7 separate regions of the Mus musculus genome follow, and regions 1, 2, 4, 5, 6 and 7 are each linked to region 3. The links are chromatin loops, found by intact Hi-C in ENCODE. Cell type or tissue: left cerebral cortex. All regions are shown on one strand.

Region 1 (4,000 bases), 350 kb before region 3:
TATACACAATAGCATCAAGCATTTTTAAATAAAAGAAAAAGACATATCGTATTTGCAAATTAAAATGTAAATGAAGCATCAATTTTAAGTACAGACTCTAGTTCCCAACAGTACCCTGCTGATGAGCCAGACCGTAAAAACTAAAAACCTGACTTTGCTGTATATACTGAAGCTTACGCATCTACTTGCCTGGAGATACCCAGGAAGTCAGCCTTAAATCCTCAAATCTGCATCATACATACTCCTCACCTATTAGTCGTTTGGCAAGTGATTCCCACCTGGCTTTAAGCTTGAGAAAAATTATCTAAGGATATGATATCTGAAATGGGATTGAGACCTACAGGTAAAATAGAGTATCCTGTACAGATGTGGAAACACATAACTCTGGTTTTCAGACAATGTGAAGAACAGAAAGACCAAGACAGCTGTAGTGTGACTGAGGAGGCAGAGTGTACGGCTGAGGTTATAGAAGCTGGGGGGGGGGGGGTGGCAAGACAGAAACCACGCAGAGTTCTAAGACAGGAACACTTTAAGCGTAATGAGAACAGAGTTGCAGGCTGAAGTTTGAAATGATAATTTACAATGTGGAAACAAAAAGCACGATAGAGTTGAGTTGTTAGAAAGCTGATGAAGCATCGCAAAGGATTTTTATGTTGGAGACGCAGTCAGTATGACAACTAGGAATCAGTGTCTAAATATAGCGTAGGCAGGATGCTAAAGGGGATAGAGAAAATAGGACAGAGAAAAATGAAAGCATCAAGGAAGCAGACTAGCTGAATCTAAATAAATGAAATGATAGAACTGCCTTTTCGTGGGGCCGTAAACGTAATGGAAACAGGGAAATGACTTCAGGGGAGAGAAGAGTACAGGAGGGGGTAAGGAGCTCTATTTTGGACACAATGAGTCTGTGATACTGTTGCTAAGATTTTCATTATAAGTCAGAGTCATACGCAAACTTTATATGCCCCAGTACAGGGGAATGCCAGGGCCAAAAAATGGGGAATGGGTGGGTAGGGAAGTAGTGGGGAGGGTATGGGGGACTTTTGGGATAGCATTCTAAATGTAACTGAGGAAAATACGTAATAATAAAAAATATTTAAAAAATAATAAGTCAGAGTCATAATTTTACAGAACTTAATCAAAGTGCTGGGAAGAAAGAAGTCTCTCCTATTTTTTTTAAATTTATTTTTCTTTCCTACAAAGCATCCCAATTGCAGCCTCTTCTCCCTCCTCACCTCCTCCAGATCCACAGTACTCCTCCGTTTCTCTTCAGAAAAAGTAGGCTTCCAGAGATATCAACCAAACACAACCCCTCATTTCAAGGCAATCCGGCAGGGGTACAAGAGCTCCAAGAGCCTACTGCCACTGCTACAAGTTCCACAAAAATCCCAAGCTTAACAATCACAATATATATGCAGAGGACCCAGCGCTAACCAGCGCAGGCTCCTTGATAGCCAGTAAAGTCTCTGTGGGCCCCTCCCTGAGCCCTGGTTAGTGGATTCTGTGGGCCATGTTCTTGTGGTGTCCTGGGACCCCTATGGCTCCTACAGTCACCCCTCCTCCCTCTTCTGCGGGCTTCTCCGAGCTTCGTCTACTGTCTGGCTGTGGGTCTCCACCACAAGTCATGAAAATGCATTGACAAGCAACAAGTACGTACTTTCAGTGTGTATTTTGGGGACAAATTCAGAAAGCATATTCCGCCCTCAATGAGCCTCTCTGGACGCGAATAACTGGGCTTAGTGCAATAGCCCACAACTAGGAAATCTGCACCGAGCCGCTTTTACTTTTAGCATTTTGACAGGCCAACGGAGCAAAAACTGTCTGAAGTTGGGGCTAAGCGACCTGTACTTTCCCTTCCTGGCTTTCAGAAGTTGCCATATGCTGGCCCGCCCAGCACCGGTGAGATGCGCGCTGCTCTCTCCCAGACCTGGATCTGTACTTACGTGAGGAAACACTCCGGTCGGTTGGTGGCTTTCCTGATTTCCCTCAGACACCGTTCCAGAGTCTGTCGACGAAACACGCGAGGCGCCATAGCTACACACTACGGCACCACGCGAGTGCTGCGAGCCGGCCGGCCGGCCGGAAGCAGTACGCCAAACACACGCCTTATGCAACCTGAAGCTCAGAGCCTAAAGTTCCGCCACACACAGGTTCCGGCCTATAGCCGCAAACACTTCTATTGGGCATGCGTAGGGGTGGGGCAGACCACCGAAAAGAGCCATTGGTCATCTCAAGCGCCTTGGCACTTTCTCCAAATGTTTTGTATTTCTAAGACCACAGTGGTGTCGCGTGATTGCTTTCTGCTTTTGCATTCGATACAATAAGTATTTTAATGTAACGAAAAAGAAGGTCGCTTCACGCCGCACCCGCCACTCCCCCGCTCGTCCCGCCGTCAGTCAAGCTCCGCGTCTCGTGACCCCGCCCCAGGTCTCACGCCCCGCCCCTTGCTCGCCCAGCTCTCTTCAGCGGTCTAGCTCCCTGAAGGGTATTGGGCACCCCGGACTCGCGCCCCGTCCCTGCCCCGTTTCCACGCCCACTTCAGCTTTGACACGCCCCGGGCCTCAGTCCCCGCCCCCTGCCCACTCTCCCAGTTGTCTCTGCCCTAGGTCGCTGTGCAAGCCTGTAGCTTCTGGACATGAGGCGTGTAGTGAAGGCCGCCGCGTTGGCTGCGGGCGCTACAGGTGAATACGGGGCACCATCAGGGGCTCCGGGTGCGGGGCACGCTGGACGGGAGGCCGCGGGTGGCCAAGGCCTGGGTCTGAAGTGTTGGGCTCCCGGAGCTGCACTCTCTTAGCACGGGAGTTCCTTATTGTCCTCTGTGCACAGGGGTTGCCCTTGGCAAACGTGGACCAAACAGGTAATCTGCCTAGGAACACAGCAAGTCAGGACTTGCAGTAAATCTAGAGGGGACTTGAGTTATTTATTATATGTGTGCTCTAAGAGATAGGAGAAAAGAGCAAAGTGGCGAGTCCTGAAAGTGACTCCAAGCCTGTTTTACACACGTACCACACTAAATGTTTTCATCTGACATGAGCAGGAAAGGAACAAGCGGAAGGATTTGTAAGTTCCTTGAATTCTTTCGACCTCCATCTCTTTTATCGATAAGCAGAATCTTGGTGACAGATGCCCAACTTTCCCGCCTGTCTCACTTTCTCTTCCATTTTCTTCTTTCTTCATGATGGCAGTTACTACCCTCAGTCTGAGATTGTCTACCTGGAAGAAAATATACGGCAGTATGGTTCCAGAGTTACTCTGCTACAATTGTGACAAATCCATTAGCTAGCATGCTTAAAGGGTGTTAGGCGAATGAACTGGAAGGCCTGGAGAGTTCTGTCTGCTCACCTGTGGAAACTAGTCATCTTTCCAAGTCTGCTCTTAGGTTGAATTTGGTTTTTGTGGAACCCTCTAGCCTTTCCAGTCAATCACAAAATTCCTCGTCTGCATTAACAAACAAGTCTCCAAGGCAAAGTCATGGGCCACAAACACCCCACCCCCCCACCCCCCCACCCCCGCGCAAAAAAAATAAATAAATAAAGCTGGGCATGGTGGCGCACACCTTTAATCACAGAGGCAGTGGTAGGTGGATTTCTGAGTTCGAGGCCAGCCTGGTCTACAAAGTGAGTTCCAGGACAGCCAGGGCTATACAGAGAAACCCTGTCCAAAAACAAAAACAAAAACACCTTAGTACTGTGTGTATGTATATTGTAGCAAAAGCCAGAGCACAAAAGTGAAAATGATTTTCTGATTAACAGTTAATGCTGGAGTTTTGCTAATACTCCCTGTTGTATATATGCCGGGTCAAATATAAGCCACCTTCTTAGCTCACTCATCATACGTTGGGTTTTTTGTTTGTTTGTTTGTTTGTTTTTTTGTAAATATCTACTAAAGCAGAATCACTCCTCTCTTAGCAAGCTCTCTCTCAGAAATTAGGCATTACTCGTCAGACATACTAATGATACTAAAGACTGAGAATCTGGGCTGAGACTGTAGCTGAGATGCT
Region 2 (4,000 bases), 370 kb before region 3:
CACCAGGCACAAGAACTGGTTTTAAATGGGCCTCTCCTTGACACAGAGAGCCAGCCCGCAGTACTCCCACAGTGACTCCTCGTGGTGGTCATCAGACTACTTACTGGCCCTCCCATGGCACACAAACCAGACGAGGAAGCTCTGAAAGCCAACAGGCCGAAGGTACCTGACAACTGGTAAAACCTGGTGATAATCGCCTTCTCCTGCTCATCGAAGAGCTTCATGTCCTCTTCGTTCCCAAGGAGGGCCTGCAGCACCACCAGGAAGCTCCGCAGGTAGTACGGGTGACTCAGTGCCAGTTGAGCTGTCTCACTGGGGCCACCGCAGCTGGACCCCTGCTCCAGAGGGCAGTGTAAGACACTGCCAGCTTCCCTGACAAGCTCTTGGTTGTTACTCCACGTAGTCATGTCAGACATGTCAACATCGGTAGGACCATTTGATTCTGCCTCCCCAGACACCAGCGTTTTGGCCGCAGCATCGAAAGTCATTTGTACTTCTTTGTGACTGCGCACCTCGAGCGGCTCAGCAAGCCCTACATCTGCCCTTCTGGCACTTTCTTGCTTTACAAGAGTGTCTCCCGGAGAGGATTTCGTGTTACTGACGAGAGTTGAATCTGAGGACAGTAATATGGAAGCATGCTCTGCAGATGCAGGGGTGAGGGCTGGCTCCCCGCAGGAAGCTTTCTGGCTTTCATCTCCCGTTATTTTATTGTTCTTTACCTTCTGTTCTGAAGCATTCTCTTCTTTTAGAGGTGCACATGAATAAATGTTTTCCTTTTGGGAACTGTTCAAAACCTCATCTTTGTCTTCCATCTCTGGACAGTTATCAGTCAGGCTGGTGCCAGGTGTGGACGGAGAAGTCTGTGGGCACTGACTGGCTAGTCCCTCATTCTTAGCGAGTGATTTTTTAGCGTTTAAGTATCGTCTGGACAATTTCGATGTCAGACTTCCCAAAGGCATAATTTCTACACTCTGATTTGGAAGCTCATTTTGATCTTTGGACACTAAGGCATCTTTAAAGTAGGGACTGGTCTGCTGTTGTATGCCCAGTTTTGAACCACATTGGACAGAAATTAAACTTCTCTTTGGTGGTGATAATTTCTGAGGTGTCACATTCTCTAAAGGACCACTGGGTAAATCTGATGTAGGCACAGTTGGACTCATTAATCCAGCCTGAGCAGGCTCTACTTGAACGTCATCACCAACACCGTTGTTAGCACAAGACTCATCAAGGTGCCGAATGAGGTCATACCTGGGCACCATTTTATGACAAGTTGAACATGCAAGTTTAGCAGGTGGTGCACTGTTAAAATACGAAGTAATCGAATGACACTGGCTTTTTGCAGTTTTGCTGGTAGATAAGCTTCTACGGGGTCTTTTTTGATCAGGTGATTTCCTTTGTGACGGCATGACTATTAGAGAAAGTGGGCGACCCAAGAAGAAAATCAGGTCATCTCAGGTAAGGACCGAAATGTTTTACTTTCATTCACTTGGCTTGAATTAGTAAAAACAACAACAAAAAAAAAGGGTCCCTGCTACCTCCTCATCAGTTAATACAGCGGCCACCCCAGGTGAAGGACCCTAAAGGGTTACTTTTACTCTCGCCGTGAACTAATACAAAGTGAAATAGCATTTGATGTCGTTATTCGTTCAACTTCTTCCTACAAAATAAAATACATGAGTTAAAAATATTTTTATACATTTACGGGGTCGGCCGACAACTGAAACGTAGAATGGCAACTTCTGGAACGAGAACCCTGAAGTGGATACAGATCGGAGCGGACCTGCAGCTCCGCGCATGCTCTGTGTCCCTCGCTTCGGAAGGACCAAGCTGCACTTACTTTCAGGGCCTTTCTAAGAACCGTTTGTCTTAAAAAGAGGACGCTGACTCGCTCAGACTCCCCTGAACTCACTGCAGCGGAACAGGCTGAGTCGCTCTCAAAGGGCCACAAGGCGGGCAGTCGCTCTGCGCAGCCCGGACCAGCCAGAGCAAGGCGCTACAGGCATCCCCAGCCGATCCCCGCGTCTTCGCTCCAAGGCTCAGCTAGTGGAGGACAGAGTGATCGAGCAGAAGGCGGACCAAAAGAGAAATGGAGTGTGTAGACTGAGGAAACTGTGACATGATTGTACTCTACTACCTCAAGAGCTTTACACTAAGGTAGCAGAACATTAACCGTTGTGGTGGTAATCCCTTTTTGTTTTGTTTTTTGAGTAAAGGTTTCTCTGTAGACCTACAGACTCACTCTGTAGACCAGGATCACCTCTAACTCAGAGATCATCCTGCCTGTGCCTCCAGAGTCCTGGGATTAAAGCCATGCCGTCATCTCACCCAGCATTCCTAACACAACTAAAAATTAATGAAACGCTATGATACGCTAATCATGATAAATATTTTATGATTAGTTTGACTTGACATGAAAGAAGGACCAGAGAAAGTTAGATGAACAGAGAGAAAATAAATAGAAAAACCAAATAAATCAGGTCAATAATGACAGGAAATGGTCATGATTAATATACTTTAAAGGTAAAACTAGTCCGATTAGACTTAAAATGTAGTTCCTAACTATGTGCACATACAAGAGCCTGGTATAGCAAATTGTTAAAATTTCCACAAAAATACAAACTATGTAATAGTTAAATCACTGCTAAAACTAACACCTTAAAGTGTGGGGAGATGAGATAATTACTCAAAAGTATTTATTCAGAGGAAAAAGATAAATCCTATTTTGAATAAAATTTAGGATGTTTTTGGGCGTGGTGATACACACCTTTAATGCCAGCACTTGGGAGGCAGGAGCAGGCGGATCTGAGATGGAGGGCAGCCTGGTCTACAAGGCTTCTTGTGGCTGCATAGTGTGACTCTGTCTCAGAAACAAACACCAACTTGGGGAGATTTTTAAATGTCCTATTAGTGGGGCCATAGTCAGAGAATGGCCCCCAAACTCATGTGTTAAAATATAATGGCTGGGACTGAAGAGATGGCTCAGCGGTTAAGAGCACTGACTGCTCTTCTGAAGGTCCTGAGTTCAAATCCCAGCAACCACATGGTGGCTCACAACCATCTGTTAGGAGATCTGACGCCCTCTTCTGGGGGTGTCTGCAGACAGCTACAGTGTACTTACATGTAACAGTAAATACATCTTTGGGCCGGAGCAAATGGGACTGAAGAAAGAAGAAAACGTAATGGACAAAGGGGAAAATGTTGGCGTATTTGTTGTATTACATCATTAGGTTCTCATATCTTTACCTCAGTTCCATCTCTTATTCCACCCTTCTCCCTTCCACCTCCCTAACGCTAGGTAGGAAAGAATATTAGAGGGGAAAGGAGGCATAGACTTCTATAGGCTACTTTCTGTTGCTGAGGGTCGTCCATCCTTCTTCATCAGAGTATCCAGCAGTCCAGCAAACCAGCAATTCAGCAATAGCAGATGCAACAGCAGCAGAGGCAGGAGCATGGGGAGCAGCAGCTACCACAGGCTCTCTCCGGGCTCTGGCATTTAGACCCTCTCCAGAGTCCCAGAAGTAAACTATCTGCAACTGGTAAAATCCCCCTAACCCCAACAGAAGACAGTAATATTTCACAGCTGTATATAATCTGAAGCAGCCCCGTATCCCACACCTGGGATTAAAACAAAAACATATTCATATAACCTAACTGGATTTTTAAAGAAACCAAAACTACAGGGGAAGGTGTAAGCCACACACATGAAGGTGCTGTTTTGTGAAAGAAGACACAGTAGTGGGAGAAGAAAATCAAGAAGTCAAAGCACTATGTACACAGACAGCTGGTTATGAGCAAAGCGGCAGGCTCTGGGTGCTTCTCATAGCAGGAAACACGGTGAGAAAGTGGAGAGCACCAGTGCAGGGAGAGGGTGTGGAAGCTCAGGCCTGTTTCACAACCACAAAAACCCACACGCTTTCTATTATTTGGTTTTTGTTCTTCTAGGGTCTAGTGTGATCCAAGCTGGTGTCTAACTCACTATGGAGCTAAGGAAAATCCT
Region 3 (4,000 bases):
CTTAAATGAAGTTCATCTTTGCCTAAGTTTTCTGTTATTAAAATGCACATGCTTGCTTGCCAAGGTTGCATGGAAAGATGCACCTGTTCCGAGACTGGGTGGGCTCTGCCTTTGCTGTGTCATCTTGCCATATAACATTGTTATGATGTAAAAAGTTACAACATGGTTTTTCTTTTTCTTTTAATTTAAATATCATGGATCCACTAAGAGATCCTAGGGTTGTAGAAGCCTGTAATCATAGGTCCTCAGAAGCTGAGGTAGTGGGATCATGTCTGCCAGACAGAACTGCCAAGAGAAAGAGGAGGAGGAGGAGGAAGAGAAGGAGAGGAAGGAGGAAGAAAGGAAGGAAGGAAAGAAAGAATAAAGAAAATAAATATTTGTTTCTAATAACAGAAACAAAACTAGAGGTGACCTTTGGGGTGGGGTGGGGTGGGGTAGGGTGTGACACTCCAGCATCTTGATTGAGGCCCTTGAAGGCTGACCTTCCTCAAGCCTTCCTGAAAGACTGCAGTTGGGCTGTTATCTTTTCTCTGTTGACCTATTCCTTCTGTGAAGAGGCCATCCCAAGCTTTTGTCAATGGTGGCAATATTGTGACATCAGGAATCACCCAAGGGGCCAAGGCATGCTTGGTCACCGAAGGACTCACAAACGTCAGTGTAGGATCCATACATTTCACGATCTGAAACCCAGGAGGGAATCTTCATCTGAAAGCAAGGTTCAAAGCAGTGTGTGAGGACCGTGTTCCTTATTTTCTAAGGCATCAGTGGAAAGTGCTTTGGAGCAAGGGGTGTTTTATACAGACCAGTATTTCTGTATAGCCCTACCAGACGGTGCACAGTCTTACACTTCCCACCATTGCATGGAGATCTGTGGACAGACAGGCAGGCATGTTTTTATGGCTGGGAGTTTGGGGATGTCTCCGAGCGCCAGTGTGGTGAGTGTCGAGTGATAGGGAGAGCGAGCAAGAGTCATCAAGTAAGGCTCACGTGCAGACTGTGGAGGAGCCAAGCATGTGAGGAGCCCTGGTTCAGCTGGTGCAGACATCTTTGGGACTCAGTGAAGGTAGAACCCAAGTTACATAGACGTGAAGGAGTGAGAGAAAAGTGTTCCATCAATGTCAGGTACCCGGAGCAGCTGCTGAGAGAGAGGACATGATGGTAGCCTGTCCTGCTGTGTCCTGGGTAGCCCTCTGCAAGGCAGAACTCAGTGCTCTAGGGATAAAGGAAGAGTGGATGTTGCTATGGAGGTGACAGAGCCAGGAAGAGTAATGCTAGGCATGACCTCTTCCCACCTGCAGGAGGCCACCAGGCACCAAGGCTCCTGCACCTACCCCTCGGGCCATATGGGGTCTTTAGCAGCCTGTGCCCACAGGCCTGGCTGTGAGCTGGAACAGGCAAGAGACGCCTGTTGGATGGGCTGGCATTGTGCCTTAGCTAGTGAATTGGCTTTGAATTGGCTCCTGTTCTGGCAGGAGGGAACCAAGGACACAAGGGCAAGGGGCAGGGTGGGAAGGCAGTGGGGGGAGGGGAGATGTGGGGACAGTAAGGGCAGGTGGGAGACAGTAAGGGGAGGTAGGGACAAAAGGGGAAAGCAGAGACAGCAGGAAGTACAAACTCCATGGATTGTTCTTGAAGAGGGTGATCATTCTAATGTGTTAGCTGACTTAAGTCTCGGGGCATTTCCATAGGGAGAGGAGGAGGAGGCATAATATTGCAAGAAGAGGAGGTAGGAGGATGGGAGGTGGGAAGAACCCAGTCTGGAGCTTTCATGGTGAAGACGTCTGATGCAGTCATTCCGCCCTTCCCAGGTGGAGACACAGGGTTTGGAGGCTGGGGCACTGAGATATCAGTTAGGGCAGCCCCTCCAATCTGTGGTTCTTCTCTAAGACCTTCCCTCCTTTGTGGTTTCCAAAGTCACCACTTTGCAGGTTTACTACTGAGAGACCCTCAAATGCTGCTTTCCTTATCTGAGCCAACAGCGCCACCTAGTGGTTGATGGGCCACCACATCCACCCGCTGCTAGCATGCAGATGTGGGAACAGTGAGAGCATTGCGGCATCCTTTCTCTGAGCTGTTCAGGTCTGATTTGGGCAGGCAGTTCAACCTAGAATCAGTCCATATTTAAAGCAAGCCCTCTACCTCATGCTAAGATGTGATCCAGCCCAGCTTAATTTTAGATGAGCTTACTCATTTAAAAGCACCTAAATCACATATTGTGCAGAGGGAGAAAAGAATTGAAGCCAGCCCCTTTGTTCTCAAAACATACTGAACCAAGGTTTTCAGGGTTACCTGGCAGAGGCCCCTCAATGGCCGGTGTGTGGGAGGAGGGACATAAGGAGGACTTGGACTGGGTGGGGCTTACACAGCAGGGAGGTTGGGGCAAGGGAGGGGGATGTTGGTTTTCCTATGCACTGAGAGTTTCCACACCTTCCTGAGGCTGCACAGCTTGGAGCATGCTTGATGTGGTTAAGGAGATGTCCACCTTAGAGCCTGCCTCCCACTGTCCCATTTACACTGCAGGCAGGAAGGCCCTGCTATCTCTTATCAGTGTCCAGGCCTCCGTAGGCTTCTTTCTGCTGGCATAGAAAGAAGTAATGTCCCCAGTGGCGTGGAGTCTGCTCTGGGTCCCAGGTCCTGTAACCCTCAGCTTGCACACCGTCTCATATCATAGCAATGTAGTACACGCACTCGTCTCCTTATGTTTAGGTTTTGTACTTCTGGGGGGATAAAACAGACAGCTAACCATGTATGTGATACTTCTGGGGTTGGAGTGGGGCCTCAGTTCTGTTTTTTGGGTCTTTTTTTTTTTTTAGAATAAAATAGGTAAAAATAAGAATACATTACAGTTTCTAATTAAAGCAAGAAAGTCTGATATTTAGCAAGCACCATTTTCTGTGATTTTACAAAAACCTTGCTTTGTCCCAGTGTCTGGACATGAAGTAGCAGGGACAGCAGAGAGGCTCATCATGGTGGCCTGAGGCGGGGTGTAAGTGGCAGACAGCTTTCTGCCAGCCTAGAGCTCACAGTCACTCCCTCAGTCTTTTAAGTCCAAACGAGGACCCCTATGAAGGTTTATGGACCCCTAGTGGAGCCTGTGTCCGTGCTTTGGTCTAGCATGCCTTTCTTCCTTCCCACAGGCCCAGCTGATCGCCCAGTCCATTGGGCAGGCCTTCAGCGTGGCTTACCAGGAGTTCCTGAGGGCCAATGGCATCAACCCCGAAGACCTGAGCCAGAAGGAATATAGCGACATCATAAATACCCAAGAGATGTATAATGACGACCTCATCCACTTCTCAAACTCAGAGAACTGCAAGGAGGTAAGCCACATCGGCTGGGGCCTCCAAAACTTTCTCTGCTCGACTTTGCCCTCCAAAATGAACCCTCTCGGAGATGGGCTAGGCAGCTGGGATGTGGGGGCTATCTCAGTGCCTCCCCATCTCAGCTCACCAGGCAAAGATGAGAGCAAGGCTTCCTTCCTCACACCAGTGTGTCCAGCACAGGGACCCTCGGGGCATGCCTTGGTACTGCCTTGGAGGTATGCACTTAGATATGAGATGAGATACTTGCTACAGAGACAAAGATTTCAATCAGTCTTAGTAACCCTGAAAATGTGCCTTTTAATGTTGTTGTCTCCATCCACTGGGCTCAGCACTAGGAGATATTTCTGCAAAGCTCGTGGGAGGCATCTTTAAAATAGGGAGCTTGGGTGCGTCGGCAGGGAAGTTCTGAAATTGCCGGTTGCAGAGGCCCTAGCCGATCCTAGAAGCTTTCCCTGGGGGCTTTGGAATGAATGAATGTGCTCATAGGGGAACTAGTGAATGAATGCTTTTGTGTGTCTATGAGGGTGAGTGAATGAATTATCCTGGATTCTTGTTGAGTGCGTGCCCAATCCTGGCTTCTTGGATGGGTGGCAGATAGCTTTCTAATCAGGCAAAGAAAATTTATTTCAGGATGAGAGTAAGGGCAAGATCGTGGAGTAGACACCAGAGGGCATCTTCTG
Region 4 (4,000 bases), 240 kb before region 3:
ACACACACTCATACACACACTCACACACACTCATACACACACTCACACACACACTCATACACACACACTCATACACACACACTCATACACACACACACACTCATACACACACACACACTCATACACACACACACTCATACACACACACACACACTCACATACATACACACACTCACACACACTCATATACACACACACACTCATACACACACACTCACATACATACACACACTCACACACACACTCATACACACACACACACACTCACATACACACACACTCATACACACACACACACACTCACATACATACACACACTCACACACACACACACACACACACACACACACACACACACACACACACACTCATACACACACACCCTGAAAGGGTAATAGAAGTGCTAAGAGATTAAAAGTCGTTTGTATTTCCTTTCTTGTGAGTTGCCCATTTTATTTTTTAACTTGGGCAAGGTCCAGGTAGGGAGGTGGAGTGCTTGCTAGTGTGCACAATGTCCTGTGCCCTGCAGAGCAGACAGACACATCTGGATCTCACACTTAGCAGTCAGTGCAATGGAACAGTTTTGCATTTAGAGCTGAGCTGAACTTTTTGTCAGGGGGGTCAATAGAATATTTAAGGTGATGGACAACAAGCAAGAAGGAATGGTCAGCTCTAGGAGGAGGAAGAATGGCTCTAGGGTGGACCTATTTGGTCCCTGAGCTGCCAGAGCTGCTCTGCTATTGACTGGTGAGGTAGGGGTGGGGGGTGGGGTAATGGAGGGTGAAAGAGAGGGAGGCAGACAGGTCCCAGGCCTAGGAGGTCCTTACTAGGTCTGCCCCTGTATTCAGTTTTTCTCCAGGCCCTTCTCGGGGTCACCTCTGTCACTGTGGGCATCAGGAAGTTCTTTTCTCACCCCACTCACCCTCCTCTTCCTTTGGTGACATTCCTCTGATCTTCTGCCACCTGGCCTTCATCTCAGGCTAGGACTGAAGGAAGAGAGAGAGGAAGAGGGAGAACCAGGCCAATTGGAAGCATTTGGGGGCTGAAGTGGAGCCCCCCATTCCCTAAAACAGAGCACCCTGTGTGCCTTAAACCTGCAAGTTGCCACAAATGCATAGGGCTGAGTGAAAGGTCAAAGGTGACAATAAAGCCCAACGTTCAAGAATTTCAAGAGGTTTGTTTCTTACTGAGGGTAGCCAACTGGTTCTCATTGGGGGTATTAGAGGTTGGGGCCCTCTCCCTTCTGGACATCCCAGGCAACACAGGTATCAGAGACTCGGTGGTTATCAGGGACCGGGTGAGAAGACCTTGTGTGTGGTTATCAGGGACCGGGTGAGAAGACCTTGTGGCCAGAAGGCTTCTGGTGATTGACTGTGGGGAAGCAGGACAAGGCTTGCCCCTCAGGAAAGGCTTTCTGGGGCCACAATACCCTAGAGAGTCAAGGGATTCGGGCCGGCCGGGGCTCCGCATAGAGCGGAGCTGGCAGAGCAGGGCGCGGTCGCCGCAGCCCCTCAGCGCCGCACGCTCTCCGGAGCCCGCCAGGGGGCAGCGCGGCGTCAGGGGCAGGGTGCGGGCACCGGCAGCATCTCCTTCACCTGTTCTGCCTGCCCAGGACCAGACTGTTAAGGCTCCCCAACTGGCCGGTCCCAGCTCACTCCCAGGAACCTGTGTGCTCCTCAAGGGGCCACCGCGACTCGCGGAGCCTATCTCAGCCCGTATCCCAAGGACCCAGGTCCCAGGTGGGCTCGTCCGCTGTCCCCGCCGCTGTCCCCGCGCCGCACCCGGAGGCGCCGCGCTGGGCGCCGAAGCATCTTTGTCTGCGCTTTGCGCGGCCGCGCGGTCTTGAATCCCTTGATTCCCTAAGGTCTCTTTAGAAAGCGTTTCCACCCCGCGTGGCCGGGCGCAGGAGGAGCGGGGGCGGTCGGTGTGGCGGCGGATAGGGCGGTGCGGGTGCGGGTGCTCCCGGGCCGCGCCGCGTGCGCCCGGTAGAGGCGGCCCTGCGTGTCGTGCGCGGCGTCCGGGGCGCGCCCGCCGCTATCCAGCTTCCCGGGCTCATTAGCAGTCTCGGTGTGCGGCTCGGCGCGGGCTCACAAAGAGCTGCTGCGGCGCCCCGCTCTCGGCCTCGCCGACCCAGTCGGGGGCGGCGGCGCATCGCGCAACCCGCGCGGGCGCAGGTAAGTGGGGCCCGGGGCGCCAGAGTCTCCGCGGCAGCAGCCTGGGTTGCCCGGTTCCGCGTGGGGGGAGCCGGGGCGCAGTGGGGGGCGCGGATGCTGTGGTCCCAGCGCTCCCTTTCGGACCTTGTGGGGCTCTGGAGAGGCAGAGGGGCATCGTCGACAGAGCGGGCCACCGCTGGGACCGGGGGGTGCTACGGACCAGCGCCCCTCTCTCTCCGGACCCACCGGACCCTCCGAGCCACTGACCAGCGGCCGGGCGCGGCAGGGATCAGCTGGCCGCTAGGTTATCAGGGGCTTGCGAAGCGGCGGCGCGGGGCTACCTGGTGTGGCCAGAGGAGATGGTCACTCGTCTGGGTCCCCCTATTATTGCGTTGGGGGGGGGGTTGTCTAGAGGGGAGCTGCTTGGCACTGATTCCAAGTCCCGATGCTGGGCGGCAACTCGGGAGTTTGGGGTCGCTGCTGGGTTCGCTGCTTCCAGGCAACCGGTCTTTGATCTGTACCCCTCCCTCCCCTTTCCCTTTATAATGAGGCCCGGGGGAGAAACTCAGTTAAAAATTCCACACCCCGTATTCTCTGGGGGGATGCGGCGGGGACATGCCCCTTATCCTGGCTGCTTCCTCTTGGCAGGCAGAGCCCGGCAAGGGGACTTGGGTATGGAGGATGAAGGGGAACATTGATCCCAGCTTTTTTCAAGCCTTGTTTTCACAGGGAGCAGTATGGGCAGCAGGCCTCTATATGCCAAAGCTGTGGGTGAACTTCCCCTGAGTGCGGTAGGGATAGGAGCAGGTACCAGTGGGGCTCTGCAAGGGCTTGCCCTGGCTGTAGGCGCCTTAAATAAAGCCTACTAGTCTTAACTTAGAATTCAGTTATGGAAGACTTTTAATTCTTTAATATCTGTTTATTTGTATGTGACTTGACAGAGGCCAAACTTAAATTCGAATTTAAATAAAGCCAGCTCACTCAGGCCTTGTGCACGGTGAAGTTCTTAAACCTTGCTTGTTTTTCTTGGCCTTTCTTCATGTCTGAACTGATTTGTCCCGGTCCCCTTAGACCCCAAGACCCCTTCTTCCTTTATGGATATAGATTTGAGGAAGGATAGTGGTTTCGAAAACAAAGACCCGTAAGCTTTAAGGGTCCAAGTGAACAACTTTTTCTGAAGTACTGATCTGCAGGTGCCAAGAACCAATGGGCAGGCTCCCTTTGGGGCCCGGTCCCTCCAAAGAGGCAAGGATGGGGCTTTCCTGGACAGCAGCAATCTGAGGCAGGGGACTCAGGGCAGAGTGGCTGGGTGACTTTGTCCTGCACTCAGATTGCTGGGTGGTCATGGTGTGCTGCAGAGGGTCTCCTGAACTTTGGAGCTCTGGAACAGAGGGGTGAGTGACACAGACGAAGAACCTGCAGGGACTCCAAGCCACATGGAAGGGATTAGTGGGTCGTGGAACTGGCTATGAGCTGGAGGTACCAACACCTCTCCTTCCATGGCACCACCAAGTCCTTGTCCGCTTGTCCTTGGGACAGTCTCTGAGCTGGGTATAGCCATGTCCCCCCACCCCCAGCTTTTCTCATCTCTCGGGTGTCAGGCAGCAGTAGACTTACCCCACTGCTGCTTTTCCATGTCTGGGGTGCTGGGCCGCACTGAATCAGATGGTCTGTGAGTGGGTGTGAGCCTGAGTCTTTGTGCTGGAAGGGGCCGACATTGAGGACCATTCACTTCTGCTTGCCTTCTTCTTTCCCCTGTGAGGCAACCCCAGACCCAAGTGGTAGCTTGTTAACTAGTTGGCATAACACCCTTCTGTTTCTCTTCCTTCCTTCCTTCCTTCCTTCCT
Region 5 (4,000 bases), 180 kb before region 3:
CAGCGTTTGGAGGCTGATTATGGGATGGATCCCTGGATATGGTAGTCTCTAGATGTGGATCTGTGTTCTTTACTTGACTCCATTTTCTGTCTTGTCACCTATTCCCAAACGAGTTCCAGAGCACAGAATTTCCACTGAAGATTGGCTCTTATCTGTACATTTATATGAGGGTCTGACAAGCTCTCGATGAAAGTACCCTGAGTGCCAACCAACAGGTCCAAGACTCGTGGTCTGCTAATTGGAGGGTTTCTCCTGTGGTTGATGGCTTTGGTGAACTTGACTGCTCGGTGTTTCCAGTATGGTTTCTCTTTGGAATTCATGTGTTGGATGACTGAGCCTCAGTCTGATGTCTATGAGGGGAGGGACTCTAGCCAGCCTGAACATGGCAAGCATGGCTCTGGCAGGCCTTGCCCTTCATCCCATTTCCTCTGCCTTGCAAAAAACCATTAAATTACATTTCTAAAGCTAGCCACTAAGGTCCATTCCTTATTTGGCAATTCCCTCCTCCTGAGGCTGACTACCAAGGTCAGCTATCAAAGTATTGTAGTCCAGCAATCAAAAGCCCCCTTTGACTCACCTAATTAACATGCAGAATCAAAATTAAACATCTCATTCTAACACGGGGCTTCCCAATTTGCTTTTATAAACTGTCATTTGCCTATGCGCCACCTCTTTCTCCTCTCTATCCAGAGGGAGTCCTTTGTCCCCACCCTGGACAAACACTCTTTCCCCTCTCCCTTATTCCCTTCCCCTTCTCTCTCATCCTCTATCTCCCATCTTCCTCTCTTATTCCCTGCTCTCTGTCCCTCTGGAGAAAATAAATTCCTTTTTGCCAAGAACTTGGTCTTGGGTTATCCTGAGCGAATGCTGGTTGCTTCAGTGAGAGATGGTGGAACTTAAGAGGTGGGGCTTACTGGGAGGATATCACATAATTGGAACATGTGCTTAGAAGGTATTAATGTCATTTTCATGGTACTCTACATAGTTCTTGTGACAGTGGCTGCTGTAAAGTAACTACCTGATATGTGTGGCCTCATCTGCATGCAGCTCTTTCCTTTGCTCTACCTTGTTCTGATGCTGTCAGTGGTGTACTTATCTGAGGTTGGAAGATAGATCCCCCAGCCATGGACTTTATGCTTCTAAACTTACGATCTTAATAAACCTCCTTTTTCTATAAAGTACACACTCCCAGGTACTAAGAGAGCCTGTGGGTGAGAGGTTCTCAGAGGTTCTCAGCCGGTCTCAGGGAGGAGAAGAATTAGCCTACAATCACCATTCCAGATGCAGGGCTATAGTAGCTGGCTTCTCACTAGGCACGTTGATCTGTGTGCCCTGTGGTGGTGCTGAAGCCAGGGTCCCTCTGTAGCCTTCCAGGCAGCCTGGTTGCCATAGGAGAAGGTGGCTTTTCTATGGTTGCTTCTGGATTTTGGGCTCTTACCCTCTCACTGTATGCTCCCGCCCACCCTGTCCACAGTCCCACTGCCTTGCTTTGGGGATTGGAGCGTGGGGTGCCCACTCATCCAGAGAAGCAAGCTCTCCCAGATTCCCACATCTTGTTGATTTAGTTCTCACAAACAGATTTGAAGTGCTTGCCATCTGCTCTCCTCTTAATTATTTTTCCCAGTTCCACAGAGAGAGGAGGAAGGACATCTCCCTAAAGTCCAGATCACACCAAGGAAGTGTGGCTCTGCCGCCCACCGTGGCTGAGGAGCACAGCTGCCGTCCCTGAGCACAGGAAACCGGAGCATGAGGCCAGCCCTTCTGCCTATGTGGGCCATGCCCCTGCCTGTTGCCCAGCTCCAATGCAGGGACCTCTGGGCTTCAGCAGCATCCTCCCGCAGATCCCTGTATCCTGCTCAGCCAGTGGCAGAGACTAGGGAGAGCTCTGTGCTTCTGGCCAGGACTGGGTCAGTCCCTGTGAATACCTTGCCTATGTGGAGTTTTGTGCTAGTGGATGCCAGGTTGAGAGCTTTATTGGGGAAGCATTAGTGTCTCCTGCTAGTGCTTCCCCAGGGCCATGGCTGTCATTATCTGATGCTGTTTTGCACCTTCTATTGTGTCACATTTATTATCCACTATGCTGGATACTAAAGGAGCCTCAAGCAGCATCCCCACCCCACAGTGTCTCGACACATGCCCTGTAGGCACACACATCCCCGACTAGGGAAGTCAGATGGGTTTTGGAGCTTTCTGGTATGAAATGAGAGTCTTAGCTTCTTCCAGCTCAGGGAAATGGTGTCCAGTGGTATGGTAGATGATTGCAGAGACCCCAAGTCTCCTCCCTAGCTAGAGCCTGCTTTGTCCTGGAAAGCAGTGTGTGTGTGTGTGTGTGTGTGTGTGTGTGTGTGTGTGTGTGTCCCTCCCCTCCTTAACTGTATCCCTTCTTGTCATCAGACCTGCACCTGATCTTGCTTATAGATGAGGCTGAGGGTGTGGTATCTGTAGAAAAGGCAGTCTGGCTCCTGATGTCCATGCTGTTATTTTTAGTATCCAGCAGGTGTTTAATTCTTGCTTCTTTTGGGGGAGACACCCTAGAGATGATCCTGCTGAGAACATATTGAGCCTGATATTCATGCTTGCTGTGTCCCCCCTAGATCCCTCGGAAGCCTCTTGGCTGGCTTTTTGAGATGCTTAGAAGAACTCTGTGTCCACAGTCTTTCTAGACAGGGGCTCTTTAACCATGCAGGATATGGCTGGGTGCTACCTCTCTAGAGGTTTAGGAGTGGCCCATGAGACACTGGGGACTTAGCAATTGTCAGGTACCTCTAGAAGTCTGACTCAGGAGGCAAAGCAAAGCCCCTGTCTCCCCCCCTGGGCCACCTATCTCCTTGCAAGTCTCTGGACCAGGACATTGGGAATGCAGGCTCTTTGGTGCTTATTGCCTCTGCTGGCCAGGTTATCATCATGGGCCACACTGACCACTGTGTCCCACCACATGGCCTCCCAGGAGAACTGTCTGAGCTGTCTATTCTGTAACTCCTAGTCCCCAAGGAGGCCCACAAATGGGAGGTTATGCACATCTACAACCTGTCCCTTATTTCTCTGGGGAAGGGCTCATAGGGTGACCTGGCATTCCTGTCCCACGTCTAGAACCTCATTTTATCACTATTGAAAGCTGTAGTCACCAGCCCTTCTGGGATGGCTTTCTCTCTCTCAGCATGTGGCTGGAGAGGCAGCCTAGCATCACTTTGTGGAGGTGGCACAAAATGTCACTTCTAGATTCACTGCTGGGCTTGCTAGGCTCAGGAGCCGTTCCTCCTCGGTGGGCCCGGAGGGTTCTTTCAGTTCAGCAGAGTGTCTGTGGGTTAACCAGGGTGTTGCCTGCATCTGGCTCAGGGATGCGAACGTTTTTATTTCTGTTGGAATTAACAGCAATTTAAAATAACGGCATCACTCTTAGCTCTATGTATTTGGAATCTTATTTGCATCATTGCAAGTATGTATTTTGGGAAGTTGTGTTTAAATGCACAGATGCTCACATAGAGGAAGTCTCCGTGGGAGAGTTTCTGTGCTGGCAAAGGGGCTTCTGGGACAGGTCTGAAGCAGCTGGCCCTTCCCTGCCTGACTCCCAGGTCTCAGCATAGCAGTAGGAGGCAGCCATGGAATCCAGCCTCCTTTCCCTGGTTAGCAGTCAGCGCTTGCTCATCCTTAGCACCCAGGGTGATCTGCGGGTACCTGAGGCCACTGACAGTGCTACCTGCACATCTTCGGAGTGAGGTACACATTAGGCACAGTGGGAGACTAACGATAACGAATAACCAATCATTACTATAGTTCATTCATAATCTCTAAGTGTTCGCTTCTGGAATCTCCCAATTGGTATTTTCAGATGGCAGCCGACTGTGAGTAGCCGAAGTTAAAAAGCAAAGTCTCTAAACAGCAGGGGCGGGGACTGTCAAGTCCCAGGAAAAAAGCCACGGATCATCTGCACCGCTGATAAGGGATGAGGGTGACAGTCTTTGGCACAGGACATGGTGGGTGTAGGTGGGGTGGTCCCCGA
Region 6 (4,000 bases), 580 kb before region 3:
CTGCCAGCATGACTGAGCATCAAGCCAGGAGGATGTGCTCTGAGGTCAGCAGAGCCATGCGAAGGGATCATCACATCTGCTTGGGGAGAGGAGATTCCTAAGCAAAGAAGTCTAGGGGCCATTACAGAGAGGGCAGGAGAAAGCACAGGTACCCAGAGTGCTGGGTCCTCGGCTTAACGATCAAGAGTCCCACATCCCCAAGCCATGGGTGCCGAGTGCTGGCTGGGTCCAAGCATAATCTCCTAATGGCCCAGGCAGGCGCACAGCATCTGGTGGGGCCTAATGCCCTGGGAATATCTGCTTTCATGTGATTAAAGGCTGTCGATAAGACTTTGATCCCGGAAAAGCAGGCCCTGCCGATGAACCCAGCTCCCATCACTTTGTGATGCTGGGAGTCAGGAGTCATTTCCGTGAAGAGGTGAGAATGGAGCTCATGGGCAGCTCAGAGAGACAAGGGGAGACGGGGGAGCCAAGCCTGGTGTCGAAGATGTAAAAGCAGCCAGGGACAAAGGGTTCTTACTCCTAGGAACCTAGCTCACTGGCCCCAACTCCACATCCCTGGGGCTTAGATGAAGTCCCTGGAATGATTCCCACTCACCAGTAGCCATGTAGTGAATGCTCTACCAACACATGATCTATAACTGTTTCTCTCTGCTCTAGCTCACCTCATCTTCCTATCCTGGCCAAGCAAACAGCTGTTGGTGCAAAAGGCCAGCTGCCAGGCAGGCACAGGTGCAGGTCCTTTCAACTCTGGGTCCTAAGATGGTGGCCTAGGGCCCAGGCAGCCCTGTGGCTCCAAAAAGGACCTTTATCTAGACCTGCAGGGAAATCATACTAATGTGCCATTAACCTTTATGTTCACAGGTTTGAATGTAAGAATTTAAACAGACTCTTTTTTCTTATTGCTGTCGCCTAAACAGTACAGGATAACATGGTTTGTGTGATAGTTAGGGATAAGGCTGGAGCTCCATGACTTAGTATGTGGGATGACCTGGGTTCAAGACCTAGCACTGCCAAAATACATGTATGTGCATCTTCATCAAATATGTACACAGAGCAAGTAAGCTCTTGTAAATATTCTATGTCATCAAGCTATGTCTTAAAGGATGCACATAGGTTCTGTGCGCACACAACCTCATCTTGTCCAAGGGCCTTGAGCCCTTGCCGATTTTCTAGACCTTGGAGTCCTGTGACCAGTCACCCTTGGGTACTTAAGAATAATTGTATCCCCCAAATACACACTTGCTGAAGATGAGGCCCCATGCCGTGACATGGAGGAGTACGGGCTGGGGTGCCAAACCCACACACACGATAGCAAAGGCTCCAGGAGCCCACAGAGCATGTGGAAAGAGCTCTGTTAGGGTACGTTGTGGGTGCCACAACGCACTGTCCAGAGTTTTCTGAGCCATGGTGAGGTACCAATGTCCCCCAGAGCCACCATAGACCTCTGGAGCTCTCTACAGCAGGCACGGAATGTGTTTTAGCATTATCCTTCTTAATGCCTTTCACTCTCCTATGGCTTTCCACCCCTACTTATAAAACCCCTAGGACTAAATGGGATTGCTTTGTGCAAGTTCAAATTGACATTGTGCAGGTCGGTATTTTGACTGAAAAAAAAAAAAAAAGAGCAGCAATTTGAAAAATAACTTTTATAGAAGCAAACCACAGCTAGGGGTCAGATTGGCTCTGAAGACAGCCAGCTGAGGGCAGCAGAGCGCTGAGCTGGCAGAGTAGGGCTCAGCAGTAAGGAGAGAAAGGTGGGCCATTGAAGGGAGGTGAAGGGTGCCAGGTCTCCTGGCTGGACAGGCTGACCAGCTGGCACAAGCTGGGGTACTGTTGTTGCTAGAAAAACAGCGGCTCAAGGGTTCCTAGCCCTCCTGCCAAGCCTCTATGGCAGGAGACACCCTACACTCAGGAAGTCTCCTGAACTGGCCCAGGGTAGACAGGCCGCTCAGCCAGTCAAGGTTCATGAGTCACTTGCTTGGATACTTGCTTGTGACAGAGGGACTTTGTCAGAGGTTTGGCTGGAATCATCTCCACCCCGCAAGACCTAGAGGAGGCCACCACCTCAACTGCAGGCAAGCCTTTGGCACTTGGTGGACTCCCTTGGGTTTGGCACTGGTGGAATTTTCATCAGAGATCTGCTGTAACATTTGTTGGCTGGACCGCAAAACAATAGGTGTGCTTCCTTGTTTTAATTTTTTTTTTCAAAAATTTTAAGACAGCAGTAGAATATGGAACTGGATTCAGGGCCACTCCAAGTACAGAACCCTATAGGACAGCATACTTCAGCTGCCCATCTGATGATACCATTGGCCTGATTTAAGCCCAGAGCCTGCTTGGGTTTTGAGTAATGCATAGGTGGTGTCTTAGGGTCTTGATTGCTGTGAAAAAGCACTATGGCCAAAGCAACTTGGGGAGGAAAGGGTTGATTTTGCTTACACTTCCACATCACTGTTCATCTTTGAAAGCACTCAAGGCAGGAACTTGGCGGCAAGGGCCGATACAGAGGCCATAGAGGAGTGCTGCCTACTGGCTGGTTCTCCATCACTTAAGCAACCATGCCAGGGTGATCCCACCTACTGTGGGCTGGGCCCACACACATCAATCACTAATTAAGAAAATGCCCTACAGGCTCGCATTAGCCAGATCACATGGAGGCATTTTCTCAATTGGGGCTCCCTCCTCTCAGATGACTCTTGCTTGACATAAAACTAGCCAGCATAGCTGGCTTCATGGTTCTCAGATAGAGAACTCAGTTCTTCTTCCCCCCATTGAGGAATGAGATGGATTCCTGGCACATACCCCACCAGCTGTTGAGGCCACCTGGTAGCAAAAGCTCCCTTTAACATTTAAACCACTTTAGCTTGTATCCCAGGAGGCCCAGACGCCTGATAACTGTGCTTTCTAATCCCACAACCGCTACTTGTTCTGAGAACCACTGGTGCACATGACTTCTCCTGGGGAGCCTATTTCAGTTTCCACAGAAAGAGGCAGCAACAACAGGCCAGAGTAATAATTCCAGCTAATCTCAGCCTGGTAAACCGCTGAATTTCTTGGGGTCACTTGCAGAAGCACAGGTGAGTCAGACAACTTTAAAAAGAAATGCCTGCCCAACATAGGTGAGGGCTCACAAAGGTGCACCCCTAAAGTCCTTGCATGACTTGCAGGCAACAGCCCTAAAGAGTCTCCTAGCCATCAGAAACTGTCCACTGCTGTTGTAACTTCACTGAGGGCCTCAGAGATAGGGCTTTTTGTGAGTTTGGTGTGCATCCCAGCACACCAGAGAGATGCATTTCAGTCAAAAGGAAGAAGCTACACATCGCCCTCCACTCCCTCTCTCGGACGTGGTCGAGAGGCTCCACCTCACTAGCCCACCCCTTTTGTGGCAACCCCCTGCCTGCCAACAGGCAGTTGTAGGAGGTCTAGTTGTGTAGGCTCAGGAATAACAGCAAACTAAAGCTGTCCTGAGATGCCCTCAGCTGCCTGTCTGTCCTCAGCTGTCACAGAGCTCTGCCTGCTGTCATTTCCTCTGCACACCCCACCCCAAGTCCTTTCTCTTGCAGAACTGTTGGCCTTCATTCAGAATTTCCTTGTCTGAATCTTGCCTTCCCCAGAAATTCAGGCCTTTAAGATGATTTCTACAGAGAGGTACCAGCTCAGTGGGAGAGCACTTGTCCTAGTTCTGATTCCTAGCACACACACACACACACACAGGGTGGGGAGGGGGGGGGGAGAGGGAGAGAGAACTGCAGCCAGGTAGGTGGCAGTTGCACAAGGCGATCCTCATGTGACAGACTCAGAAATGCACATGTAATGACTTCCACAGAGGACTGTGAACTACACTCTGCAGTGTACCCTTTGAGATTTTCAAGAAACTGCCCAGAAACCCAAGGAAACAGGAAAATGCTGGGACTCAACTTGGGGCATTCACATACCTTTGGAGAAATGCAGATATTCGCACCCTTCCCACCAGCCTCTGCAGCTGTGAAGGTGACGA
Region 7 (4,000 bases), 390 kb before region 3:
TGGGAACCTGGACATAGAAACTGATGCAGAGGCCATGGAGGGGCGCTGCTTACAGACTGCTCTCATGGCTTGCTCAGCCTGCTTTCTTCAAGAACCCAGGACCACAAGGGGTCACAATCATCCTGTAATGCTAACATGCAGGAAGTGAGGATGGGGTTCCCAGAGCAAGCTGCCTAACTAGCTAGACAAGCTAAACTGCTGAGCATGTGGTTCTCTTAACAGACCCTGCCTTGACATATATGCTGGAAAGGCATCAAGGAAGAAACCCAGTGTCAAACTCAAGCCTCCATAGGCATACTCACCCGAACACATATGTACCCACATACATACATGTGAGCACCCCTCCCCCCAACACACATAAGACTCAATTATATGCTTCTTGGCTTGGAGAAATGCTTCAGTCAGTAAAGTGCTTGCTTTTCAGATCTTATTCTGGGTACCATGGGGGACCGCTTAGTCAGGCTCACCAGCCAGAGGCAGCTCACCTCTGACCTGGAAGCTTACATAAATGAGAGTAAGTGGACCTTGGCAAGGAGGAGGCTGTTCTTTCAAGGTCACAGTGTTAGATTCTGTCTGATACCAGAAAAAAAGCCAGTGTGGGAAACTTGGCATTCATGGAGATCTTATGCCCAAACCTACAGGGCAAACATTTCAGCAATAAAGAAGCCAGGAAGTTAGGTAACTTTTATAGCTAAACATTAAGGGAGAAACAGAAGCCCAGGCCAAAGAATATATAAATTCAGTTCTTCACTCAGTAACTCTGGAGTTCTACTGCATGAGGAACAAAAATATTCTCAGCAGAGGCAGCACCAATGGCACCAACAGTCAGCTACTCCCCAACAAAACAAAAAACCCACATCCCGGGCAGACAGAAGAAAGACCTAAACAGATCACAAAATATATAAAATGTAAACACAGGACTTTTAGAACAAAACATAAGAAAACCTCTTCGTGGTTTCAGATCAGATATCTCACACCAAAGGTATGATCCACTAAAGAACACTGAATTTAATCAAAATTTAAAACTCTGGTCATCAAAAGATACTATGGTAATAAAAAGATAAATCAGACTAGGATGAAATCTGAGTCAGAAAAAGGGGAGAGAAGGGAAGGAAGGAGGGGCAAGTGTGCCTCGCAGCTAGTGGCTTGTTCTAGTAACAGAATGTTGTACTGGTCGACTATCACCTCCATGATGGGCTGACATGAGACTGCCTGTCTTGCTTGCACCCCAGCTCCTCAGCCTGGTGGCTATCAAGGAATTTGATCCTTCCAACAGTCAGAAGAAAATGTCCAGCACGTGAACTGTGACATAGCTGCTGCTGAAATTACAAATGGTGTTCTCTACTGACCTTGCAATGGTGGCTCTGAGAATTCCACACCACCAAGTCTGGGAGGCCCCCTCGGCAGTGCCGAAAGTCAGCAGCCAGGCGCCTGCACACACCACTGAGGACAGGACCCCCGAGGCAGGAGACAAGATCCTAAGCACGATACAAGAGCAGAGTTAGCCACCTTGAGGACAGAAACACCAAGATGGGCTTGAGCGGCCATCAGAGGACACCAGTACAATTCAACAAACACGGGCCCCAGGAACCCCAGAAGTAGCTCTGCTGCCGACCAGGCTCCAGAGAGGCTAGCAGAAGCCCATAGGCAAGCTCTCCGTGGTCAGTTACCAACCTCTGCCTGGTGCGGGCATCCTGTGGCACATCTGACGAAGAGGGAGTGTGACTCAGCACTCAGGAGTGATGAGACCTTCTACAATTGCCAGAGTGCAGCCAGCACTGTGAAGGGATGACTGACCACATCGCGGGAAAGTAGTACCTGAGCTTGCTGTAGGGAGGTGAAGCGGTCCCAGCTGACCAGAGAGGCCACTCTGCCTTGCTGGGCCTGCCATGCTTCGCCCACCCAGGCCCGCAGGCTCTCAGCAGGGGCGCTGTGGATCAGCTGCAGCCTGGCTTCCAGGGCCTGCTCCCTGCTTGCGAAGAAGCTGTCCGTGAGCAAATCCAGTGGGGATGCCTGTGTGGAAGAGAAAGGGAACTTTCCTAACATGCCTGGGGAGGGCGCTTAAAAACAGGGGATGCTGGAGTTCCAGGAGATCTGGAAGCTGGCCAATTGGCTGACACATTTTTTTCCCCCTCAGAAGAGATGAGTTAAAATTATCAGACTCAAGGAATCTTAGCCTGGGTTTTTAGTGATTGTTTTTGCCCTGAGTGGAATTGGTTGAGCTCCATCCGGTGCTGGTGGGACTGTGTGTGAGAGCGCTTGGTTGGATGCTGGCATGAGGCCAGGTGCCCAGCTCAGGGTTCTCGGTGCTTGAGTCAAATGTAATACTGAAGGGAAACTAGGCTTGGGGTTAAGATCTACTAGTTCCTGTTTAAAAACAAAAGGTTTTTTTTCCAATGCAATTAGTACTACTGAGGGTAAAGCCCAAAGATGACCAAATGCCAGGCTGCTGCTGGCTTGAGACCCTGGTGCAGAGGAAGGCGTGAGGCACAGGCATACAGAGGAGAGGCCCTGGCACGATGGTGTTAGGAGTTACCTGGTAGGCATTTCTGAAGACGTCTGGTATTCCATCCATGAAGATGATATCCCACAGCAGGAGGCCACACAGGGTGCTGAAGGTGGACCCTTCTCCATGAATCCCTACAGCAGCGCCACAGGAGGAGAAAAACACCTGCTTTATCTGGTTGTTTAAGAAAATTGTGATGCCAACCAAAGAGTACACATGGAGGGACTCACGGCTCCAGCCGCATAAGCAGCAGAGGATGGCCTAGTCGGTCATCAATGGGAGGAGAGGCCCTTGGTCCTGTGAAGGCTCTATGCCCCAGGGTAGGGGAATGCCAGGGCCAGGAAGTGGGAGTGGGTGGGTTGTTGAGCAGGGGGAGAGGGGAGAAGATAGGGGGTTTTCAGAGGGGAAACCAGGAGTGGGGATAACATTTGAAATGTAAATAAAGAAAATATCTAATAGTAATAATAAAAAAGAATATCATGATGACCTAATGTAAATTTTTCTCTTTCAGGGAAAGAACTGAGATATTAGAATGTCTGAAAGACATGCTACTTCCAGCTTGCTCTTCACACTATATTCTTTGCACATAGAAGCTTTATTTAAGGAGAAAACTTCAAATGGGCATTGGAAGGTCACAGAGCAGTGGTTCTCAATAAGCAGGCTCTGGCACAGGCCTCTGGCAACCTACAAGAAATGATTCCCGAAGAGGGAATGACAAAAGGCCAGGCATTTGAGAGAGCCCCGCAGCCTCAGGTTTACCCAACACTCTTTCCATTCACAGGGCTCACCATTCATAAAGCCAATTTGGCCTGATGAGGTTACTACGGTGTTGCTGATATGCAAGGCTTCTACGGAAACCGTCATCTGTAAAGACCACCTAGTTCTGGTGCCTCCTCGTGCTGAAGACACAATCACCAGGAGACATCCTCATTGAACAGCTGGGTCCTAGGCCACTGCAAGGCAGCAGCACGGTGTGGAGAGAGGAAGGTCCTGGTATAAACTTCAGACCTGTGTCCCCGAGTGCTGCTTTATCAAGCTCCTCTCTCTAAGCTGGGTGTCTCTGCACAGCCACAAACAGCCCAGCAAAGGAAGACAGCTATGTGGTCATCTTTCCGCCTTCCTATCATGCTCACACTGGCAGCAAAGCTCCCAGGGAGCACAGGGGAGAAAGCAACGTGGGAGTCAAATGCTGGCACACTGGTCCTCCTGCCAACCGGGAGGCTGTGGCTGTAGCCTGTGGCTGTGTTCTATCCTGAACTCCAGAGCTGTGCAGGGCCTTGTTTGTTCCCTCCTAGTTCTGGCTCCCTTCCCTGTGGCCTGTTTCCATGGTACAAAAGGATGCAGTGAACAGGGCTTGCTCAGCCTGGCTGAAACAAGCCCTCCAGCTACCAAGAGCATTCACATCAAGGTACCAGGCTCTGGCCTGCCGGGAAGAAAGCTAGCTGGACCTAACTTCCAGGTTTCCATCCCTGTGTGAATAACGCTCCATCACTG

The links. Hi-C counts contacts between places; a loop is a spot of excess contacts. Peaks named below come from ENCODE experiments on the same cell type or tissue, not always from the same donor. Only the 100,000 strongest peaks of a DNase experiment are listed, where the experiment ranks them.
Region 1: a loop joins it to region 3, with 6 times the contacts of the local background. A loop is called at or near these places in 6 of 42 quality-filtered maps.
Region 2: a loop joins it to region 3, with 3.0 times the contacts of the local background. A loop is called at or near these places in 2 of 42 quality-filtered maps.
Region 4: it touches region 3 in a loop (7-fold over the local background); 17 of 42 quality-filtered maps call a loop at or near these places.
Region 5: it touches region 3 in a loop (2.7-fold over the local background); 2 of 42 quality-filtered maps call a loop at or near these places.
Region 6: a loop joins it to region 3, with 11 times the contacts of the local background. A loop is called at or near these places in 18 of 42 quality-filtered maps.
Region 7: it touches region 3 in a loop (6-fold over the local background); 2 of 42 quality-filtered maps call a loop at or near these places.

Annotation. Positions count from the first base shown.
Region 1 is chr7:64,390,163-64,394,162 of GRCm38, forward strand. Mphosph10 (M-phase phosphoprotein 10 (U3 small nucleolar ribonucleoprotein)) reads right to left here and starts at 2,074. Exons shown (of 11, transcript NM_026483.2): 1 at 1,944-2,074. The coding sequence starts at 2,032. It overlaps Mcee (methylmalonyl CoA epimerase), which reads left to right and starts at 2,460. Exons shown (of 3, transcript NM_028626.2): 1 at 2,460-2,681. The coding sequence starts at 2,636. In left cerebral cortex, a CTCF peak has its summit at 2,100; DNase peaks (open chromatin) are centred at 1,577, 2,203, 2,450 and 3,052; H3K4me3 peaks cover 2,641 bases; H3K27ac peaks cover 1,846 bases.
Region 2 is chr7:64,372,095-64,376,094 of GRCm38, forward strand. It overlaps Fan1 (FANCD2/FANCI-associated nuclease 1), which reads right to left and starts at 1,962. Exons shown (of 14, transcript NM_177893.4): 1 at 1,841-1,962; 2 at 167-1,660. The coding sequence starts at 1,409. In left cerebral cortex, CTCF peaks have their summits at 1,973 and 3,092 (motif pointing left); a DNase peak (open chromatin) is centred at 1,945; H3K4me3 peaks cover 1,210 bases; H3K27ac peaks cover 1,108 bases.
Region 3 is chr7:64,740,123-64,744,122 of GRCm38, forward strand. Apba2 (amyloid beta (A4) precursor protein-binding, family A, member 2) reads left to right here. Exons shown (of 15, transcript NM_001291166.1): 11 at 3,138-3,317. Among named protein-coding and RNA genes, the nearest start is that of Nsmce3, 130 kb to the right of the region's middle. In left cerebral cortex, a CTCF peak has its summit at 1,985 (motif pointing left); DNase peaks (open chromatin) are centred at 931, 1,763, 1,942, 2,288 and 1 more place; H3K27ac peaks cover 3,333 bases.
Region 4 is chr7:64,500,080-64,504,079 of GRCm38, forward strand. Apba2 (amyloid beta (A4) precursor protein-binding, family A, member 2) reads left to right here and starts at 2,059. Exons shown (of 15, transcript NM_001291166.1): 1 at 2,059-2,174. In left cerebral cortex, a CTCF peak has its summit at 1,540 (motif pointing right); DNase peaks (open chromatin) are centred at 1,598, 1,970, 2,740 and 3,767; H3K4me3 peaks cover 3,009 bases; H3K27ac peaks cover 3,166 bases.
Region 5 is chr7:64,563,542-64,567,541 of GRCm38, forward strand. The region is part of intron 2 of Apba2 (amyloid beta (A4) precursor protein-binding, family A, member 2); the gene reads left to right. Among named protein-coding and RNA genes, the nearest start is that of Apba2, 63 kb to the left of the region's middle. In left cerebral cortex, no CTCF peak of the experiment used is centred here; DNase peaks (open chromatin) are centred at 1,538, 3,225 and 3,488; H3K27ac peaks cover 3,375 bases.
Region 6 is chr7:64,163,371-64,167,370 of GRCm38, forward strand. All of the region lies in intron 1 of Trpm1 (transient receptor potential cation channel, subfamily M, member 1), which reads left to right. Among named protein-coding and RNA genes, the nearest start is that of Trpm1, 12 kb to the left of the region's middle. In left cerebral cortex, a CTCF peak has its summit at 1,686 (motif pointing right); DNase peaks (open chromatin) are centred at 1,740, 3,509 and 3,925.
Region 7 is chr7:64,347,499-64,351,498 of GRCm38, forward strand. It overlaps Fan1 (FANCD2/FANCI-associated nuclease 1), which reads right to left. Exons shown (of 14, transcript NM_177893.4): 11 at 2,537-2,640; 12 at 1,819-2,013; 13 at 1,350-1,478. Among named protein-coding and RNA genes, the nearest start is that of Fan1, 25 kb to the right of the region's middle. In left cerebral cortex, a CTCF peak has its summit at 2,044; DNase peaks (open chromatin) are centred at 785, 2,104 and 3,788; H3K27ac peaks cover 1,751 bases.